Regions from separate parts of the Mus musculus genome. Here region 2 is linked to region 1. Evidence: chromatin loops called from intact Hi-C (ENCODE). Cell type or tissue: heart. All regions are shown on one strand. Links, peaks and the distances in the headings refer to the core of each region. The heading gives the core; the rest is flanking DNA.

Region 1 (6,695 bases), core at 2,551-5,050:
CATCTTCATCTGCCAACTCATATCTATTCACCTTTCAAAGTTCCCTATGCAAATAATTGTTCTAACATGAACAAACTTATCAGGCAAAGGGTTAGCACCTAATTGTGCCACTTTCCTCTTCCTCAAAGGTGATCAGCCAGTATGCTCTTTCATATGGGCTACCTAACAGCTTTAAAAACACGCTCATCTCTCCATAATCCCCTAGTACCATCCTAGCACCTCTCCACCTATGTCTGTGGAGGTTAAGATGACTACCCAGCTTACCCTTTTATATTCCTTCCTCTGCTCCTTTCCTGCCAGCTCTGCACATTGCAATCAAAGGATTCACAGGTCAGTAACTCTTAGCTGTACTCACTATAAAATAAAGGCAACTGCACAGAGAAAGCTTTTCATCTCTTACCTAGTAACCCTCACCTTCCTACACATTCATACAAGTATCACACACAAACCACACACACCGATCTTAAGGTACACTGGAATCTTTCAGTCTTTTGTACCTTCCATGGGGTCTTCTATCTTCCCATGGATTCTATCATCTGCCCCCTCCTCTCTGGTTATGTGCTGTCTTCCTTTCTTCTTGTTGTGACGTGAATAAAAAATGTCCCTCATAGGTTCATGAATCTTTTAATGACTACATCTCTTTGGAAAGAAAAAGATTACCAAATTTTGATGCATGCTGTATATGGTGCTAGACAAACACCTCAAGGCTTCAAAGTGTAATAATAACTTACTAGCTCTGGGGAAGGATTAAATAGGATTATATGATAAAGATTCTAGCTCTGTGCTAGATATGTGATACCCTAATATTAAATATCACCTTTCACTCCCTTGATCCCTCATCTGATAACAAGAAATGAAAATGATCTCAAGAAGTAAACAAGTGATGTATTAAAAACAAGTGACCAAAATATAAATGGTAAGATCCCAGGATCCTGAGGAGTTCAAAAAAGTCATTAAGACTCTGAAGTGGCAGAATGACATAGTGGCATGTGCTCAGGAACAATGAAAGTACAAGGAGACAAGTGGTGCACAAATCTAGACTTTCTAGAATAGAGACACATCAGTCACAGTGAAGGCCACAGCACTTGGATAAGACCTCCTTGGGTTGCAGACAGAGGTGGGCGAGTAATGGAATGTGGGAAGTAGGTGTTCACTTGGTAGATGTAAAAACAGGAACAAAGGATGCAGGGGATTCCAAGAACCAGTGGGAGGCTATGTTGCCTGGGGCAGGTACTCACAGCAGACAAGGCTAGGAGAGCATTTCAGAACCAAGCATGTCAAGTCTTCTGTGTCAATAAATGGAATTTCAACGTTGCTCTTTAAAAAAAAAAACTGAAAATACACACAAGTACAAGTCTAGATGTGCTACAATCATCTCAAATATCTATTTAGAAAGAAGGTATGTAAATGTATAGATACTATTCCACAATTGAGCACCTATGCTTGCTGAAAAATAAGACATCAGGGAAGAAAGGAAGAAAGGGAGTAAGGAAAGAATGGCTCTTGGCAGACACTCTATACCTTATAAAGATTTATTGTTGGTGTGGATATGCAGATGCATATCTCTCTATCTTTGTTACTGTGCTATTGCTCCATGACCATCACAAAAGCAATTTATAGAAGAGTTTACTTTGGGATTATGGTTACAGAGGAGAAAAGTCCGTGACAGCAAAGTAGAAGTGGCAGGTAGCAAATGTTGGGAGCAGCAGCTAAGTGTTGATATCTCAAGTGGCAAGCAGGAAACAGAAAAGAGTTAACTTGAAATAGTTCAAGGCTTTGAGAATTTCAAAGCTAGTTGCTAATAGTATACCTCCTCCAACAAGACCACACCTCCTAGTCCTTCCCAAACATTTCCATCAACTTAGAAATAGAAAAAATAAAGGAGAGTTGTCTTGAAACAATGGTAATGGGAGAGATTTAATAAATGGAAATGACAGAAACTGCCATTTTTGTATGCACACGTTATGTAAGGAGGGATGAAAGAGAACAGAAGTGAAAATAGGTGGAGAGGAAAGGAACATGTATGTGAGTGAGGAGAGAGAGGGTGGGAAATGGATTTCTAGATAGTGTTTTTTTAATTGGGCCCTGCCAATATCTATTCAGCCTGTATTAATTCCAGGAATCTTGGAAGGAATCTTCCAGGGACTTTCAGACCTTGAGAAACATCTGCACAGAATTGACACCTTCCAGTTCCTAATAGGTTTTAAACAGGGTGTCATCATGTCAACAATTGACAGGTCTGATGTTTAAAGTGATTTGTTATCAATGTCATCTGTGCAGTAAGATTGTAATGTTTGAAAGGTATCAACCCCGCTCAGGGAAATGGAACAGAATAACACACAGGGGTGTCTCAGGTAGCATTGGAACTGTATCTTGAAGAGTATCAGATTAAAGAAAGGCTTGTAACCCAGCAGTGGTGGCGCACACCTTTAATCCCAGCATTTGGGAGACAGAGACAGGCGGATTTCTGAGTTCGAGGTCAGCCTGGTTTACAGAGTGAGTTCCAGGACAGCCAAGGCTACACAGAGAAACCCTGTCTCGGAAAAAGGAAAGAAAGAAAGAAAGAAAGAGAAGAAAGAAAGAAAGAAAGAAAGAAAGAAAGAAAGAAAGAAAGAAAGAAAGAAAGAAAGAAAGAAAGAGAAGAAAGAAAGAAAGAAAGAAAGAAAGAAAGAAAGAAAGAAAGAAAGAAAGAAAAGCGAAGAGAAGAGAAGAAAGAAAGAAAGAAAGAAAGAAAGAAAGAAAGGAAGGAAACAAAAAGAAAGAGGGAGGGAAGGAGGGAGGGAGGAAGGAAGGAAGGAAGGAAGGAAGGAAGAAAGAAAGAAAGAAAGAAAGAAAGAAAGAAAGAAAGAAAGAAAGAAAGAAAAAAGAAAGGCACTGTAGCAAAGGAAGCAGGGTATTGAGTAAAGAAAGCCCTGAGATAGAAGGCCTAATGATTCCACCAATGGTGAAAGACTTCAGGGCTGGAATGCAAAAAACCTCTGGAAACTCCAGGAGACTGCAGTAGAGAGATGAGTTCTCTCCCTCACAGGACTGAAGCCGAGAGAAGAGGGGAGGACCTAGATAAATATAGGAATTTATATACACATGAATTTTGAAGGTGTTAAGAAATGGCACTCACACCCTAGTTATGCCACACATGTCTGATTCTGTGACACCAGACAACTTTATTTAACCTTACTTTCAACTTCTAAAATAAATAATAAGAAGGCTTGGCTCAAACACCAGCAACTGGCCAAATGTGAAACCCTGCAAAGTCCTAGATGGTTTTAGCTTCTTTTCATTGCCTTTTCAAGCTTCTCTTCCAACCACTTGCTTCAATTCCTCTGCCCAAAATGACCAGTATCAGTTTGTATTGGTCATGATTTCTTTGGGAGAATACTTCATTTTAAATTACTGATCCCGCTGCCACCTCAAATCTCTGCATATCTATTTGTGCCTATCTCACAGCTACATACATCGCCACAAGTCCTTGCTGTTTTGTCCCTGTAGGTTTGAAACCAGGCTACCTTTTGCCCCTAGATCAACCTACACTCTCTAATTCCCATGGCCACCAAGTATATACCAAGCTTCTACTGTAGTGTGTGGGTAAAAGAATGTGTGAGGTTCCTTTGAGAGTCTGACTATTGTTTGCCGGACCTGGGAACCTCCTCCAATCTCAGCATCTATCCTCCCTCCTCTCAGCCCAAACTGCTTCCTGTCAATCATCCTGGAACACTGAGTGCCTGTGGGACAATTTTGTCTACAGGATGTTTGTCTGAAGGCAATGCCTTGCCAAGACTCAAAGCTCAAGGCTTCCGCTGACAATCCAAACACCACCAGAGTAAGAAAAGGGGTAAGCCCTTGGGCAGTTCTTTTAATGCCAAATAAGGTCTACTTATATTCAAAAATAGCAACAGGTTATCTGAGCTTCAGGACTCCAAAGGTTAGAAAATCTGGTCTTTTAAACCCTGAGCCCCAGAGAATTAAAATAGAGATTTCCAAGAGTGGATACTAAAAGCACATCCTTAAAACACCATTAGCATATCTTCTAGTGCATTTCCATTAGTGATCAACTCCTATCTTTATTAAAAAAAAACCTCAACTGGACTGTTCCAAGGATAGATAACTAACTATTAAATCATGAAGTAAAAGCATTTGCAAGATATATAGGTAGAAACCCAAGGTGTTCCGCCAAAGCTAAGGACAGGCCCAACAATGTGGAGTCACAAGATAAGTTCCTGAAATCATTTCCAAATTTGTGTGTTATCTAAGAAATGTTGGATCTTCACTGATTAGGAGGCTCACTCCTAAAGCAAGAAAGGTTGAAAAATGGCTTTAACATTGTGATATGTGTTCCTTAGGAAATCTATAAGCATTGTCCTGTATATAAGCAATCAAGAGTCTTCAATTGTCCAAGTCACTCAGTAGTTTCTGACAGGTTACTTGAGGGTTCTTGATGCCTTTATCCTATAGTATCCAAGCAATTTCTAAACAGGGATTTTTGAACCTCTATGTGCTTATCAGTTCATAGTCATAGTCTACAGTTCTGAGTAACTGACCATTATAATCTCTATGATGTTAATTTTCCCTGTGAAAATGGATCACAAATTTCATTATATTGTCACAAAGTATAAAAGAGACCAAGTGGGAAACATACTTATCACATCAGAGGTATTCAATAAGTGGGAACTTAAGAGAATGCCAAAGGCAGGAGAAATAATGTTAAAACGGGTTTTGAAGTGGATCTGTTGGCCACTTTCAACCTCTTTAAGCGAGAAGTTGTAGTTCTCATATGTGAAAGCAAGTCACACACAATTTCAGTTGAAACTGTTTACAGCTGAGATAGATAAAGATGATCCAAATGCATGATGGATCTGGATGTGGATACATGCATGCAGCAATCATGGAAACATTTGGAAGGGAAAGAGAAAGTTAGTGGCCAGCCTGTGCTATGTAGTAAAACACTTCCTCCATACAATCAAATAAATGTACTACATAAATGACCCTAATTAACAATATGAACTAACCAGTACCCCCCAGAGCTTGTGTCTCTAGTTGCATATGTATCAGAGGATGGCCTAGTCGGCCATCAATGGGATGAGAGGCCCTTGGTCTTGCGAAGATTATATGCCCCAGTATAGGGGAATGCTGTCCAGGAAACTGGAGTGGGTGGGTTGGGGAGCAGGGCGGGGGGGAGGGTATAGGGGACTTTTGGAGAGGAAACTAGGAAAGGGGATAGCAGTGAAATGTAAACGAAGAAAATATCTAATAAATAAAAAATTAATGTTGAAAAAAACAAAAATAAATGACCCTACTTTTAAGACTCATTCATCAAACGGGATACATACTCCTGAGCAGAAATAAGAACAAAAACTACAATAGCTGCTTTTCCTCTGGAGCATTAATAGATACCATCTGCAGGCTTACATTGTCCTGCGGAGGACAAGCTGATGGTACCAGGTAGGTAATAAGTTTATGCCACTCATTTAACTTCTGGCTTGATCTCAATGTGTTGCTCAATTGCTCCTCAAGAAAACCCATGTCTGGCTTATTACAAGAACTTGTTTCATCTGTTTCCCGTATGAATCTGTGTCACAGAAGACAGAGTTTCAGAAAGTTGATTAAACTGAGCAACGGGAGGCTCTGAATTAGTAGGCTATGTAGAAGAGGAAATCATGTCACTTTAACGTTAAAATAATACCAGTTAGAACTAGTTTTATCACTTTTCATGTATTAGATTGCTAGGGGAAAATTAACCTAGGGCACTGGAGGATACAAGGATAAGATCACACATAGGCAGCATACAGTGGTGGTAGTAAAAACTCAGGGAAGACTTTTAAAACCAGTCCAAAAATCTGTAGCAGAATCATTCAAATAGTATGAAAAATTGGGGCCCAGCAGTTTTCAGTGCTGGGTTATCTTATGATGTAAGTAGAACTACCTCCAAAGGTCCATAGAGAGGACTACTCCTCAGATTGCCATAATGATAAGAGGCCAATTAACATGGAAATACACCTATGTTTAGTGTCTTAGTGTAGCACAGTAAAAAATAATACTTAAGTAAACCGGGATATCAACATACATTTCAGAGCCATTGGGAATCATATTTTCAAAGAGTATTTTGTAGCATGGAAAAATAACAACGATACAAGCTAACCCGGAAAACAAACCAGGATATCACAGTTACTTGAATGTGCTCTGTAATACATCATGAATTCTTGTATTGTGTTGGGGGTGTGGCTAAGCAATAAACATTCATATCAGGAAAAGTAACCTCACATTCACAGCTAAGCTGTTAAGGCAGCCAATACCAAAGCAACGGTGTTTTTGAAATCCAAGAGTCACCTTGTCCCTTTTCCTGCTGCTACCACAAATGTAAAGGTACAAGCTAGAAGAGAGCTAGGGTGTGGAGGGAAAATGGCTGCTTTCCTCCCCTTGCTGGGGTCCATATTGCTTTATCAAAGCAAACTGCAAAGTGTCCTGAAGCCATATGGGAGATGTACTCCTTCCCAGCTGCAAAGGGAACATTTGTAGAACAGAAAACACCAGAAATCACAATACATCCTTAGTCATAGCAAAATGGAAAGCACATAAAATATTTAAAACCTGAAGTGGAGATTTCATTTTAAAACATTTTAATTGCCAGAACAGAGCTGTTGAAACTCTTTTAGAACTCAGAGATGAGCAGCAGTTGGGAGGGAAGTGGAGGGGGGGGG
Region 2 (6,695 bases), core at 2,332-4,831, 74 kb before region 1:
TCCTGGGAGATATTCATATCTTTGATTCCACTTAAAAAGAAGTTTCTGGCATGTCTAGATTGGAAACCCATAAGACATAAAACTCATAAGAGCTAAGATGTAAAACCCCCAAGTTGGAAGTGACACTAGAACTTCAGCCCAGAGCCTTCAGTCACCTTTCTAGAAGGCACCTAGGTTTGAATCTTCTGTCCTCAGGTGCTGTGAGAAGCACAGAGAGAATAAATGTTAGCATTGCCTTCTTGTAGCACAAGTGTCCATCCATCTAATGGATGGAAAGCCAAGTCACCCAATGTGGAACCATATTGCTGCAAAGGAGCCTCTTTGGGGAACTATCATTAATGCAGAAAGGAAAACATATAGCTTGGAATCTAGTTTGAAGAGTACCTTCCCTTTTTTAAGCAGCAAAAAGGTTGAGATTTGCTTAAAATTGCACAAGAGAGTCTGCATTTAATGATAGTGCTGGCTACGTTTGGAAAATGAGGGCTATTATTTTTAGGAGAAACTCAGCGAAATGAAATATAGGATATAATCAGTGATGTGAAAGTTTTACAGCTTATTATACTTACACTTATTATAAAACACCTTCACTATTGAAATTCCTAAGCCAAAAATAGAAAGAACTTTGTCATTGTACATCTGAAATATATAATTCTAAATCCCTTCTTTGCCCATTAAAAGAAATTTTGATGATGTATATTTTCCAGAGAGTCTCCTCTTGCTCCCTGCCTGCCCTCACCAAAAAAAAAAAATTAAAATCTGTATTGGAGGATATGATTTGCGTCATTAAAAGTATGACCCTTTTCACTTCAATTAAGAATTGTGATCTGGTATAAGATTGCCCTAGTACATTTGGAGGATAGCTTGTTGAAATTTTAAATTTGTATGCCCTGCCCATATTATATTATATTTATTAAAACACAGCTTAGTGGTGTGGTACTATCCAACTCCAGTAGAAACACCTCTTTTTCTTCTGCTTAATTGAAGGTGTTAACAGCCTAGGTCAATGGCTGGGTTCCTATGGCAAGTCACTGAAGCCAACAGATTTTCTATACTGAAGATTTGGTGTGATCTTGGCTCTATCCGAACCTAAAACTCTTTGGAAACCAACTGAAAATAAAGCTGTCTGTGTAGGAGACTTGAAAGTGTTAATTCTATAGGCTTAAGAAAAGGGAACAGTCCTTGAAGATTGATTGCCTAGGAAAAGAATCCTATCCATGGGGCTTTAATCTTCAGGTCTCAGAGTTCTCAGCTGTCAGGAGAGTGTCGTCCTGTCCTCAGTAGCTATAGCAAGACTTATGTATGTTAATATCTTTCTAAAAATCTGCTTGCTCTCGTACAGAAACTTATCGTAAGACAGTAATTTGGTGTCCTAACTCAGTAGTTCTCCAGCTTGAGCAAATGTCAAAATCACTGGGGCACTATGTGAAAATGCAGATTCCAGGTCCCTTTCATGACTTCAGCTACTACTGCCCTAAGTAGTATTGTTGTTAAAGTGCAAAGTATAATGCCTAAATAAGGAAGTTATGCCCTTCTTTATTGCAATCCTGTGGACAAACAAAAACTTCCTTGCCCAAGACTTACCATGATAGCAAGGATAAAAAAAAGCAGTGTCCAATGTACTTTAATCTTTCTTGTTCAATAACCTACACATGGAAGAGAATTAATATATTTGTCTAATGCCACAACTTGGGTTCAGTATTATTTTTAAATTCTTCTTCTATGTATAACTCTGTGGTTTTCCAATCCTAGTGGTGTAGCAGAACCCATTGAAGACCAAAGGACAAACTGTAACAAAGTATAATGACACACAGATATGTACAAAAATGGCATAATAAAATCCAAACCTTTGTTTGCCCAAAAAGAATTTAAAAGCAATCAAAAAATAGTGTACCAACTTACTTACTATAGTCCTTTGATGTAGATGATATTTGATCAATCTTATTAAATATTTGAATAATTCTGGTAGTATAGTATATATTCTCATCTTTCTAGTCAAATCAGAAAGCCAAACACACTCAGAAAGGGTGAAAAGAGGAAAAGATACATGACTGAAGCTAAAGCATGATGTTAGCATGAAAAAACTTATTAAATACATGCATCCTAGCAAACTCTGCTACTGTTGGGCTATTTGCAATGCAAGTGCCAGACTTGTGTGTATACATCTATGTTTGTGTGCCTACGTATGCACACAAACGTTCCCCTTGAGACGTGTAGACTCCCTCACACATGCTTTTACAAAAAGCATTCCTGGAGGTGGGCAAAGTTCAGTTCTCTGCTAACCCTGTGTGCTTCCCATTCTTTCCCAATCGTCTCTTGAAACACTCTGTTTCAGCTACTGTTTCTCTGCAGCAGTAAGCTTCCTGTCTTGCTTTGGGATAGGAACATTACTGGAAAACTGTTTTGTGTGGATGGGCTAAGCCAGTCCCCTCCCCTCCTACTCCCTTTTAAACATATATAATTTATAGACGAGTAATGAAGTGCTTACAGTGCAAAAACTTGCTCCAGAAGACTCTGAGCCATTTGCTGGCATTTTACAGTCTGATCCCTGGTTTCAGCTTCACAACTGCTGCTCAGCACACAGGAGGCACACGGGAGGTGTGTGCTTGAAAAGACATTTACAGCCTTGCATCGAGATTTCAACAACACTAACCAACAGATTCAAAGTCCATTAAAATTCATATGGAGAAATAATACACTATGCTGCATGGGAATTAGAACTGAGATGGGTTCAACAAAGAGTTTTAAAACTAGTAAAGATTGAAAGGGAAACTTTCACCAGAGCCATGATTGTGAAAAGTGGTCATGACCCAACCTCTAATAGGACTCTGTCAAAAAGTACTAAGCAAAAGGAAGAGGGAAATGATGTAACTGTTTTATAATCTCAAAAACTAAAAGGTAAAAGAAAAAGTAGCAATTATTAAAAATAACTTTGTGGCCCCTGTATTAAACAGTTGATTAGCGTTGCTTAGGCAACATGACAATTCCAGCAGATACTCATCAAGATAAACAGTTTCACAAGTATTTGATGACTGAGGTCTTAGGAAAAATCTATGACTTAAGTAGAATTGCCATTCCCAGTCTGTGCTTGAGGAAGCTACAGTCCAGAGAGGTTAAGTGACTTGGCTAAAGTCACAAAGTATGCAAATGTCAGAACCCAGGTGGGCAACACTATGGGTCAAGAAAACATTGTTATCCTACAGATCCATCCATTTGCCTAAGAATTTCATAAATTCATTGTTTTTAATTGCTGAGTAGTACTCCATTGTGTAAATGTACCACATTTTCTGTATCTATTCCTCTGTTGAGGGACATCTAGGTTCTTTCCATTTTCTGGCTATTATAAATAAGGCTGCTATGAACATAGTGGAGCATGTGTTCTTATTACCATTTGGAACATCTTCTGGGTATATGCCCAGGAGGGGTATTGCTGGACCTTCCGGTAGTACTATGTCCAATTTTCTGAGGAACCACCAGACTGATTTTCAGAGTGGTTGTACTAGCTTGTACCACCCGCAATGGAGGAATGATCCTCTTTCTCCACATACTCACCAGCATCTGCTGTCACCTGAATTTTTGATCTTAGCCATTCTGACTGGTGTGAGGTGAAATATCCATGGAAGGAGTTACAAAGTTCGGGGCTGAGACGGAAGGAAGGACCATCCAGAGACTGCCCCACCTGGGGATCCATCCCATAAACAACCACCAAACCCAGACACTATTGCATATGCCAGCAACATTTTGCTGACATGACCCTGATATTGTGAGGCTATGCCAATGCCTAGCAAATACAGAAGTGGATGCTCATAGTCATCTATTGGATGGAACACAGGTCCCCCAATGAAGGAGCTAAAGAAAGTACCCAAGGAGCTAAGGGGTCTGCAACCCTATAGGAGGAAAAACAGTATGAACTAACCAGTACCCCCCTCCCCCAGAGCTTGTCTCTAGTTGCATATGTAGCAGAGGATGGCCTAGTCAGCCATCAATGGAAGGAGAGGCCCTTGGTCTGGCAAAGATTCTATACCCCAGTACAGAGGAATGCCAGGGCCAGAAAGCTGGAGTGGGTGGGTTGGGGACAGGGCAGGGGGAGGGTATAGAGGACTTTTGGAGATGAAACTAGGAAAGGAGATAGCATTTGAAATGTAAATAAAGAGAATATCTAATTTTAAAAAAGAAAAAAAAGAAAATATTGTTGTGGATGCCTCTTAAGGTATTGGGGCGGGGAGTCCCTCAAAATCATCCTCAAATTGCATAGTGGAAGGAAAAAAAGAGTAAACCTAAATCTTCAGTTGCATCTCGTTTTAAATTCCTTCCCAGGGTACTGGGGAGACTTCTAAAATACCATGATGCAAAGATACCCACAGTGCCCTGGGCTTCTTCTAAGAACTAGTGGAAACCAGAGGACCCCTGGCCCCCAGCTGCACTACTCAGGCTGTGTTCTCTGGCTCTCACGGAACTAGAATCCCTGGAGCAAAGAGAGAAAACCACAAGGAAGGAAATGACTGAGATTTTATGTCTCTGAAAAGCCATCAATCTTATAATTTGAAAACTCATTTTAGACCTTTCCACAAACCAGAAATCCCTTACTGAGTTGATAATAATTAGCACGGGGTTGTCTCAACAACACGGCTAAAAGAAGCAAGAATGGGACTTCAGTATTCACATAATAATGTCTCAAGATTATTTGCCTGGCTCAAGATACCTGAAGAGACCCGTTGTTGAGCTGAGTATAAAGTCTCCAATACTTTGTCAATAGAAATCACTTTTACTTATCCATATATTCCGGACATGTTTAAGAAAGGTAGATAAGCTACTGTAGATACATAAATAGCTAAGCCGTGATGTTCTTCAGCTGTGCATGGCATCTACTCTGAGCCTTGTTTGCTTCCAAGAGAAGAGTCACTGCATCCCAGCCAAAGGGGCACAGGGACCTCTGAGACGTGAAAACTGCAAAGAAAGGCTTCCTCCAAGCCACTTTTCAGAAAAGCAAACCACCAGCACAGCACACAGCCACGCTCCAGCGACATTCACTGCCCTGTAACCGGCAGGGTCTGAGACGACGCAAGAGAACTGGTGTCTTCAGCTAATGGTCGCGTTCATGCCCCTCTCCTCCCTGCACACTTTTATAAACTGTTTCTCTGGAGTCAACCCAAACTCGGCAGAATTTCCAGACCTATCGAAATGCAGCGTGCAAGCAGACCATTCCCTGACACTACTGCAAAGCTTCAGGGAACACATTTGTTCATTTCCATGTTTATGAGCAGAGGCAGCCCTGCTTGTGCCTCAGAACAGGCCGTGTCTACCTGGGATACTGAGAAAGAGAAACTGCTGAACAAAGGAAAGAGCATGCTCAGAAAAGTTAGCAACAAGAAGCTGGCTGTGCACCGGATCGGTAAACAGGACCGCAATGTGTGGGTCGTTTTCTGAGACCTATTCAAGACTCTTCCTGACATTGTTGCAAAGGAAGCAGTTTGTGAGAAACATGTTTGCATGAAATGGCGTATTCTCAGAATGAAATTTTCTTACTTAATGCAGCCCAGGAAATGAAGCAAAGTGACTACATTTGTCCCATATAACATGGGATACATGTCTAGGTGCTCTAAATATTTATGCATCATTCCAGGAGGCTCTAGTGTGATGAAAGAGGGAGACCATCATTAAACAAATTGTCGGAATCACTACAAACAGTCAGACATTGTGCTTCATTTCCACAAATACAAATACCAGTGACATATGGTTCCACCTTCAGAGGAAGTGTCAATTTAATTTTAGAGGAATTAGAAAAGGAAGACCAGGCATGTTAAATGAGGGCATCTAGCACAAGCAGAAGTTGTTTGCTTGGCAGATGTTTCTCTGGCCTTGAGAAATATTGGGTGGATGAATTGGCTTGCAAGCAAAGGAAGTATCATTAGTCGACAAAAGGGTGGGCAAGGAAGAAGCCTGCTCAGTCTCCAGTGTGTAACTAATAGCTTCAAATCAAGGAGAATAAACTTACCAGAAAAAATCCAAACCAAAATGGAACTGAAAGGCACTGTGGTCTGTGGCTGGGGTATCCACAGGGACGCATGTCAGGGAAATTGATACACTGAGCAGCACGACCCCATTGCCAAGCAAGGCACTTCTTGCTGCTCTGGGCTTAGCTAAAGCTGAGTTGAAGAAAGTGATGGTAATCTCCCACAGCAGAGTTTCAAAAAGTCTGGAGCCAGGTGCAGCCCTAAGAGTTACTGAGAGGCGCCAAAGCTGAGCCTACCCTCCAATAGCCTCCCTCCTCTGGCCACCTATCCTAGCCCCTTTGAGAAGAAGACTTGGGGTGAGAGGAGCTGAGGTGCCATGGGAATGCCATTGCTGGAATTAGTTTCATCATCCTTCTCCTGTCTCAAAAGTTTCAGGGTGGTACTTCCTAGAAGGTAAATGGCCCTCATGGGAAGTGAGAACTGCCGGGGCAGAGACTTGCTGAGAACAATAGGTAATGTAGAGAATTGTCTGGAATTAGAGTTCCCAAGTCGGGAAACCATGTTGTCCAAAGCTTCTACACAGCTTTCTGAAGAACTATAAACTCAACCCACAAGACAGGGGGCATTGAGAATCTATCATACAGAGGTCATTGGTACATCCTAACCAACCAGTCTGACAGTGGAGAGTCTGCCTTTCCTCCCCATATCCCAACTGAACAAACATGGAAGGAACAGAGAAGCTAA

What was found. A loop is a pair of places that touch in the nucleus more often than their neighbours do. Peaks named below come from ENCODE experiments on the same cell type or tissue, not always from the same donor. Only the 100,000 strongest peaks of a DNase experiment are listed, where the experiment ranks them.
Region 2: it touches region 1 in a loop (2.3-fold over the local background); 2 of 42 quality-filtered maps call a loop at or near these places.

What each region holds. Positions count from the first base shown.
Region 1 is chr4:82,242,741-82,249,435 of GRCm38, forward strand. No RefSeq gene overlaps it. Among named protein-coding and RNA genes, the nearest start is that of Gm11264, 180 kb to the left of the region's middle. In heart, for the core only: no CTCF peak of the experiment used is centred there; a DNase peak (open chromatin) is centred at 3,791; H3K27ac peaks cover 470 bases.
Region 2 is chr4:82,168,633-82,175,327 of GRCm38, forward strand. No RefSeq gene overlaps it. Among named protein-coding and RNA genes, the nearest start is that of Gm11264, 110 kb to the left of the region's middle. In heart, for the core only: no CTCF peak of the experiment used is centred there; no DNase peak of the experiment used is centred there.